Linked DNA regions of Homo sapiens: region 1 is linked to region 2. Evidence: chromatin loops called from intact Hi-C (ENCODE). Cell type or tissue: Calu3. All regions are shown on one strand.

What was found. A loop is a pair of places that touch in the nucleus more often than their neighbours do. Peaks named below come from ENCODE experiments on the same cell type or tissue, not always from the same donor. Only the 100,000 strongest peaks of a DNase experiment are listed, where the experiment ranks them.
Region 1: a loop joins it to region 2, with 5 times the contacts of the local background. A loop is called at or near these places in 10 of 110 quality-filtered maps.

What each region holds. Positions count from the first base shown.
Region 1 is chr3:89,850,387-89,854,386 of GRCh38, reverse strand. No RefSeq gene overlaps it. Among named protein-coding and RNA genes, the nearest start is that of EPHA3, 740 kb to the right of the region's middle. In Calu3, a CTCF peak has its summit at 2,171 (motif pointing right); a DNase peak (open chromatin) is centred at 2,186.
Region 2 is chr3:89,105,260-89,109,259 of GRCh38, reverse strand. EPHA3 (EPH receptor A3) reads right to left here and starts at 1,639. Exons shown (of 17, transcript NM_005233.6): 1 at 1,424-1,639. The coding sequence starts at 1,511. RefSeq lists an enhancer at 1,658-1,797. In Calu3, no CTCF peak of the experiment used is centred here; a DNase peak (open chromatin) is centred at 1,669.

The DNA of each region.
Region 1 (4,000 bases), 750 kb before region 2:
TATTGTATAGTTGGCTGTTACTATTTAATAGACAGAAATGGATTTTTTTGTAGGGTGTATATTTGGATGAGGTGCTGTGATCAAAGCCACATGGATGAAGTTACAGTTTTGTTTTTAGTTAAATTTTTATCAAATTTTCAGTTGTATTTGATCACAAGGTACATTGAAAATATCTTTCCATTTAGTCAAATGAGTTGAAATTGCATATTAAGAATTTATTCCTGAAATTGTTGAGACATTGGTTCTATTGTTAGAGCATTTTCCCTACTCCTTCTCCAAAAAAGGAAAAAAAAAAAAAAAGAAAAAAACCTCTTTTTAGTTATGTAGCAATATTAAGAATAAAGGCTTGAACCTGGGAGGTGGAGGTTGCAGTGAGCCAAGATTGCACCATTGCACTCGAGACAAGAGCCTGGGGGACAAGAGCGAGACTTCGTCTAAAAAAAAAAAAAAAAAGGAGTAAAGCCTAACAGATATAAAAACAAAGATCCCATCTCCAGCAAAGGAAGAAGAAATGTTTTCAGGCCCATTGGTAAAAGCTTGGGGTTCTGAGCTGAATTTTGTGCAATTACTCTGTTTGCAATACCTTCAGACACATAAAGTGTGGGTTCTAGGAGGGAAGCCAATTTCAGGATATGCGTTCTTTACATAGTACCAAAGAGTAAAATGAGTCAATCATTTTAGGCCACCCTCCTACACCCAGTCCTAAAAGCTATACTGACATTCCTCATCAGCAGGGACACCCAAGAGCAACATCCAATCATCTTGACAAACAAAGACTCTAATGACATCGAATGGTGGTCACAAAGAGTGGAAACACAGTCAGTGTGATGAACAGTTTTGAAATGATGATAATTATGGTCCTGTGAGTCTGAGAAGAAAGGTTTTAGAGCCTATTTTTAGTCTCATCTAATGGTCATCACTTTTAGCGACTTCACTGGACCACCTGGTATGGCTTATTGGGCCTGGTTTTATAATTTTCTTTTTTTTATTTTCTCTTCAACCTAAGTCACTCAACTATACACTCAATTTTTTAAGTGTGTGTATTATGTATGTATACATGTGTGTATTTGTGTGTGTGTCACTCTGGAACAAAGCACAGTATAAAAAATATATAAAGGAACAAATATATTAAGAGGGATGAAAGAGTAGAATTTTGGCAATAGTGTCTGGACATGAAATATCTTGGTGCCACATTTTATACTGCTGATGGTTTGATGATTTGCCCTGTAACAGTGAAACTAATTTAGAAAATACATATCTATAGCTGCAAATTTCCAGAGGTAACATTATTTTTTTACCCACAAATAATTCTGTCCTTACTGAGATGGGGAATAAATACTGTTACCTGTTGTTCTCATAGGGTAAATAATTTATATTTTCTTCTTCACAAAAAGAAAGTTTGGTTTTGGCTCAGTGTTGGCTATTTTATTTACTTTTGTTTTTGTTATTGTAGTTGCTTTATGAGAACGATAAGTATCTGTAGCATCAACTTAATAAAATTACGTCCCGAACATTGAGTTGGCAAAATAAGCCAACTCTGTATATTTAGGAACAAGCGGCCCATACCTCGTTATTTGTCATCATTCCTTTCCACTCATTTCAAATTCTGCTTATATGTTGCCAGGTGTTATATGTTTATACTTCCAAGTGTTTACTGCATGGGTTGATGGAAACACTAGCTGATCTAACACTACCTGTAATACTAATAAATGTTTTTAAAGTAATGTTGTGTTCATCCTTTAAATAAAAATAAAAACCTAAGGCAAATAGCAGCCCACTAAGCCATTTTTAGTGTGTTGTCCATTTCTTTTCTCTTTTTTCCTGCTTTCTTTTTGCTGTATCTCTGTTCATATTCATGAACCCTTGGCTTCTTTTACTTATCCTCTGTCCAGAAGACTATGTGTGGAAAGAAACATTTAAAAATGAATATTGTTAAGGTTAGGAAATATCTGTTTCAATTCTATTCCTCAAGTTCTGTTAAAAAAAGAAATGGATTTTCCCTAAGAATTGGGGACCTTAATGATAAATACTGACACGCGTTTTAAATTAAACACACTACTTTTTGTTGATTACCTTTAAAGTCTAACTCACTATGGTTTTACTTGCAGAGCAAAGCATTCTCTAACCCAGTCCAGCGCCTCCCGTAGGGGTTCTATGGCCACTTGGTGGCGATGTTGTAGAGGGGATTCATTAGCGGGCTGGGGGTTAGAAACCCGAGGCCCTTTCCAATCCCTGGGCTAGCACCATGATTTACTGAATCACAGCCCTCTAGTTATGTCTTAATTATTTAGAGGGCCTCGTAGCACAGCGACTGGCTCAAATTTCCAATGACAGAGTGATAAAACATGTTACATATACTTACTTTTAACAAAAATAGTTACCATACAAATGTACCAAAAGCTAGCAGAATTAAAGAAAATACTTCAATTTTTTTATTTTTTTCAAAGTAACTACAAGGCACATGAAATGTAAAATAAATAAGTGTTTGAACAAAAAAAGAAATCCAAAAACAAAAACAAAACTGAGTTCATCTCATGTAAACAAAGGTTATGACATACCGAGTCCTGTGAAGTCTGGATCTAATTTACCACCACAGCTTTGTATGGTATTCAATTTTCCCTATGAACATAATATTGAAGCCAAAGTGAACTCATTTTCCCCTGCAGATTCTATGTCTTTTAACGCCTCCATTTCTATGTTTATGTTGCTTCCTCTAACCGGAATACCCTCCCATCCATAGTCCCCCAAACCGCTACGAGTCTCCCCATCTTTAGATAGCTATCCCTAGTCTTCATCTGTTACTTACTCCTCAACAAAACATTGCAAGTGTACTTTAATCAGCCGCATGCACATCTGTTCTCCTAATAAAATATGAGTTTCTTAAGGGGAGAAACCATTTTCATTCTTTTTCTTGTTGCTTTCTTTGTTTCTTTCCTTCCTCCTTCTCCTCTCCCCTACTCCATAACTATGACATGGCTATAGCAGATCTGAAATTGTGCAAGTATTGCAGGTATGATAAGTACAGTATGGTACCTAATCTTATGGTGTTTACAATCTAGCAAGAAACACAGTCAAGCAAATAAACAATTATCTGTATGTGCTTTGTTGGGGGACAAGCATATGGCACAGTAATTCAGGGCCTGGAAATAATGATAAAAGTTAAATGTACTAAGTAGTCACTGTGACACAAACACTTTTTAAAGATTTTACATATGTTAACTTTTTAATCATGACAACAATCCAGGTAGTAGATGCAATTATTATGCTGATTTTACCTGTGAGGATTTAGAGGCCTAGAGAGACGAAAATCATTTATTCTGAGAAAAACAGCTGGATTTCAACTAAGGTGCTTCGGCTCCAGAGAGTATAGTTTTAGGCACTGTCTATAGCACCTTTCATTTTCTATATATATATACACAGCAGAAATATGGATTAATTAATTAATTATTGAAACAATTTCTATGGTATATATGAAAATCAGTTTCTAATTAACAAGTCATAATATGACATATTATTCTCAGATTAATAACATTTTTTATTTTACATACATACCATACTTTTAATCTGTGTTCCATGTACTTTTTTCTCTGAATTATGCTTATATTTTTATAATTCCAGTTATAATGCAAATTTTTACAAAACACATGTCATCTAAGATTTTTTTTTCTTCAAATTCTAGCATGGTACTGAACACACAAAAAGTTTACAATAGAGACTTAACTAGTAATTGTTGTCTTTCCAATGTGATTTAAGCTTAACAAACCTTTTTCAAATTCATTCTTTATTGAATTGTTTTTAACAAAGACTGTAAATCAAAATTATCTACAGATATTTTTTAACAATACACATAATGAAGCTTAATGCCAAGATTCTCATTGGTAATAAGTACAGCCTTGGGTCCAAATACTCAATTAATAATAACTGGGTCTTTCTGCAAGAATTGAGTCTTGAGGAATCAGCTCAAGAAAATACTGACACTCTTGCTACTGCTATTACTGTG
Region 2 (4,000 bases):
TTGGTTTGTAAAATAAAAAGTCATTTGTGGGTAAGATAATTTTCTTGATCCTTATATTTTAGAATTTTCATTTTCTTATTTAGAAAAAAGATTCAGAACATTTAATGAAAACTGCCAAATTGATAAAGGCAGTCAGTAAGGAAGGAGATAAATTACTGCTCTATTAGCAGTGAAAGTAGGTCACCGAGTATCAGGCAGTTATTACATTTAATAAAAAACTTTCTAAGTATTTTGTTTTTACTCGTGTTTTTAAAATTAAGGTACATATACAACAGTATTGGCTTGACAATATATTTTCTAAGGAGTGATGTATATAACATGATGTTTGCACATCAGTTGCTCGGTATTGTTAACTTGCAAAATAAATTGCTAAATGTTACTGTTATAAGTTCAAAATCACTAAGAGGAAATTAATGTTGTAAGTGTGGCTTTACACTAATCAATTATTTAGAGAAGTTTGTTTTACGAGTTAGTGACTGTATTCACAAGAATAGATCACAAAAGGAATACAGGAGAAAGAAAATGTATGTATTAAGTACACAATCTTATAGAACACATTGGTGTCCTTAACATTAGGTTTGCACTTTAACCCACTGAAAAGGAATTAATGCTCATTACAAGGATAATAAATAACACAACATCAAGGAAATGCCATTTGCTGCATATGAACATTCTCTCTTAATCTACTATTCAGTTATTTACTATATCTTCCCAGGAGCTATCCACTATTCATTAAATACATTCTCCTATTTGTATATAAGCCTTTAAACAAAGAGAATCCAACCTAAGCTTATTGTAATTCTTGCAAATATTACTTACGTTAATGTGGCATATGCTGCTCTTTAGAACCTGTACCATAGAGCAAACCATTGCCTGGCGGGATACACACAACTTCAACACAGCCCTTGCACCATAAACACGCACCTCCGCTTCGACAAACTCTGATTTCCCTTTAGTCCATTCATAAATGCCATGATCCCAAGTAGGAACAACCTGTCATTACCTTTAAACATACTAAAGAGTCTAGAGAGGAAGGCTGAATTTTCTTTCAAACTTCTCGGAGTACCACATGGTCATAATTAGAAAATAAAATACTGCCTTGGCTATTTGGCAATTAACATAACTGGGTTGCAACGCTGGAGGATTTTCTTTCTTTCTTTCTGCTCAAATTGGCAAACAAGGTAATTGCTCGAAATGGTGTCAGATTAAAAACACATTTTCAAAGTTTAGACCATCTAAAATTATCTCCTGAAGTGTTTTAGAAGACAGTTGGAAAAAAAAAAGGCACATCTTTCCTTCACTCTCAGAGCAAACTGCTCTATTCGGAGGCACCTTCCCGACGTGCAAGGCTTCGGTGAGAACGTGCTTTGAAGAGCGTGAGCCCCGCGGGGCAGAGCTCCGTGCGTCGCGGTACCTGGCTTACCTTCATTGGAAGGCTGCGGAATCAGTTCCCCGAAGCTGTCGAGAACAGAGCAGCTGAGAAGGAGGAGGATGGAGAGCTGACAATCCATGTTGCTGGTGCAGAGGGCAGTGAGAGGAGCATATCTCCATGAAGCATGCCACTGATGTGAGGGGGAGCGCTCTGATTGCTGGAGAAGTTACCATGCTCCGCTCGCAGGCTGATGTCAAGTTTGACACTGGAGATAAGGAGGAGTCTGGCTGCCTTTCCGCGAACCCCGCTCGGGGACTTCCCTGGGTCCTAGTGCCGTCTTCAGCGTGCGCTGAAGCAGAGCGGGATGGCACGCAGCTGGCTCTGCAGCCCAGAGCTGCTCGGGAAGGAGACCGGGTGGGAGTGGGGGCGTCGCCCATGGGACAGGAAACACAGAAGATGTGATGAGGCCGCGGTGCTGAGAAAAATGCTCCCTCTTTTGTGTTGCATGAAAAGTAGCTGTTTTATTGTTTGCTATCCATGCTCTGTTGCTTAATTCACCGAAGAAATCACAGCCTTGATAGGAGTATCATATGGCAATGTGAGTGCAAAAGGAACTGAAATGCGAGAGAAACGTGTGTTTTGAAAGAATAGCAGTCTTTCGTTAAAAAGTCAATCATGTTTGTATAATTGAAAAAAATGATTATAGTTATTCCTTTACTGTGTTCAATGTGATCATAACTCTCCATGAGTTCTTTGTGATTCAGAAAGACACTAATACACAGCCTGAATCAGAGGGTCTCTGCATTTCCACACCCAATGGTATCGTGGCTTTTTACTAGATCTGGCACAGTGATTTTCCGCGCACATAGAGCATACTTTGTTTTTTTTCAAACAGGGAAGTTGACCTTCATCATCTTACGGAAGGGAGCAAGTCTAACCCCAGCCGGAGGTCTACATTCTTTTCTCGTTCTGTGTTGTAAAAGTAATACAGATCAAACCTAAATTTCTTAATAATACATATCCCCCTCCCTCACCATCTCACATTAGGATCTCTGGGTTCTGCAAGAGAAACAATGCATAATTCACAGCTCCTCCATTCAACTTTCAACCACTGATAGTCTAATAATATTGGGGTATTCTTATTCTTTAACATTCCAAATCCAAAAGCTAAATAATAATGTCCTCGTACTTTCTCACTTATTTTACACCATGACTATCAATGGTCTCTGTTATTTCCAATCCCATTGCTGAACAACCTATTGCAATCTAGTTCAGCCAAACAATTTTGTAATTTATATTTTAATAACCAGCATCACTTATCTTTAAAATATCTCCCAGAAAATGGTTACTCAGATATCCTTCCGCCCATCTATCTCTTCTTATACTAAAAAGAAAACAAGATTATTATATTCCTCTCACAACTTCAGAAAATAAAGGTATGTTGATAATCTTAAGATCAGTGATCAATTTTAGAGCTCTTGATAATGAAACTTAAATGAAAGTTTGAAAAGCCCTTGCTAATAATGTATTCAGTCCACAAACTCAATGTTTTTAGTTAGAGAACACAATTTTCACTTGAATTTAAGTTAATGGTGCCAGATAATAGTTTGATGACTGGGGTGGGGAATTGGGGTGGATAGAAGCAGCCAGGGGAAAAGAGAGATCCTTCTCACTTTTCTGTGTATGCCATGTTACTTTGTGTCTCTAACTTCTTTCCACATTGTGTCACCAGAGGCTGCGCAATCCTCAAGTGCCAAGTCTGTCAGAATTGAAAATAATAGCAGATACTGCCCAGAGAACTTAGACAGTGGTGACTCTGGTGTTTTTTCAAAGTTCCAGCACAACACTTACATTGTTCCAAAGTTAGATACACGTTTTCTGAAACTTGAAAGAAACTAAAATCTTATTTGGAATTGACAATTTGAAAACATTTTGGAGAATCTGCCAATGTGCTGACACGCAGATCCATTGGCGCCCCTCATGCTATTTCTCTTTTCACACTTGAAAACTTAAAAACTGCTTGTCACTGGGAAAAAAGGCATTCATGTTTGCAGAAAGCTACAGGAGTGGCAAAATGAGTACAAAGCAATACCTGGCCTGAAAATAGAATGTAAATGATATAGAATCTCTAAATTGTCAACTCTCTAGTGAAAAGTAAAAGGTTTCCATTATGTAGGCGCCATTCTGGACAGATGGGGAAAAGGGAGTGATGCCAATAAGCAGAGAAGAGCAACCATAGCAGGAGTGGAAAGGATGAGGTGGGGGCAGCAGATGCAGGGAAGCCCTTATTAAGAAAGTGGTAGTTGAGTTGCAGCTTGAAGGATGGGTAGGAGTTCACTAGTAAGAAAATGATTCAGAAGGAACTGCAGGCAGGCAAGTCCAGAGAGTGTCCAAGTGAGCCAAAAATGAAAGCATTTGGCACATATGGAATACAGAGTATATTAGAGTATTTGTGGTAGGTAAAGGGCCGGAATAGGAGGAGGTATGGATTGGAGACAAAATGTAGGGAAATATTCTTCAAAGGACTGGTTGAAAACTACAGAGATTTCGATGCCACATGTCAATGATTTTACAATATATTTTAAACTAAAGAGAGACATCAAAAGCATTTCAGCAAGTAGTAAATTG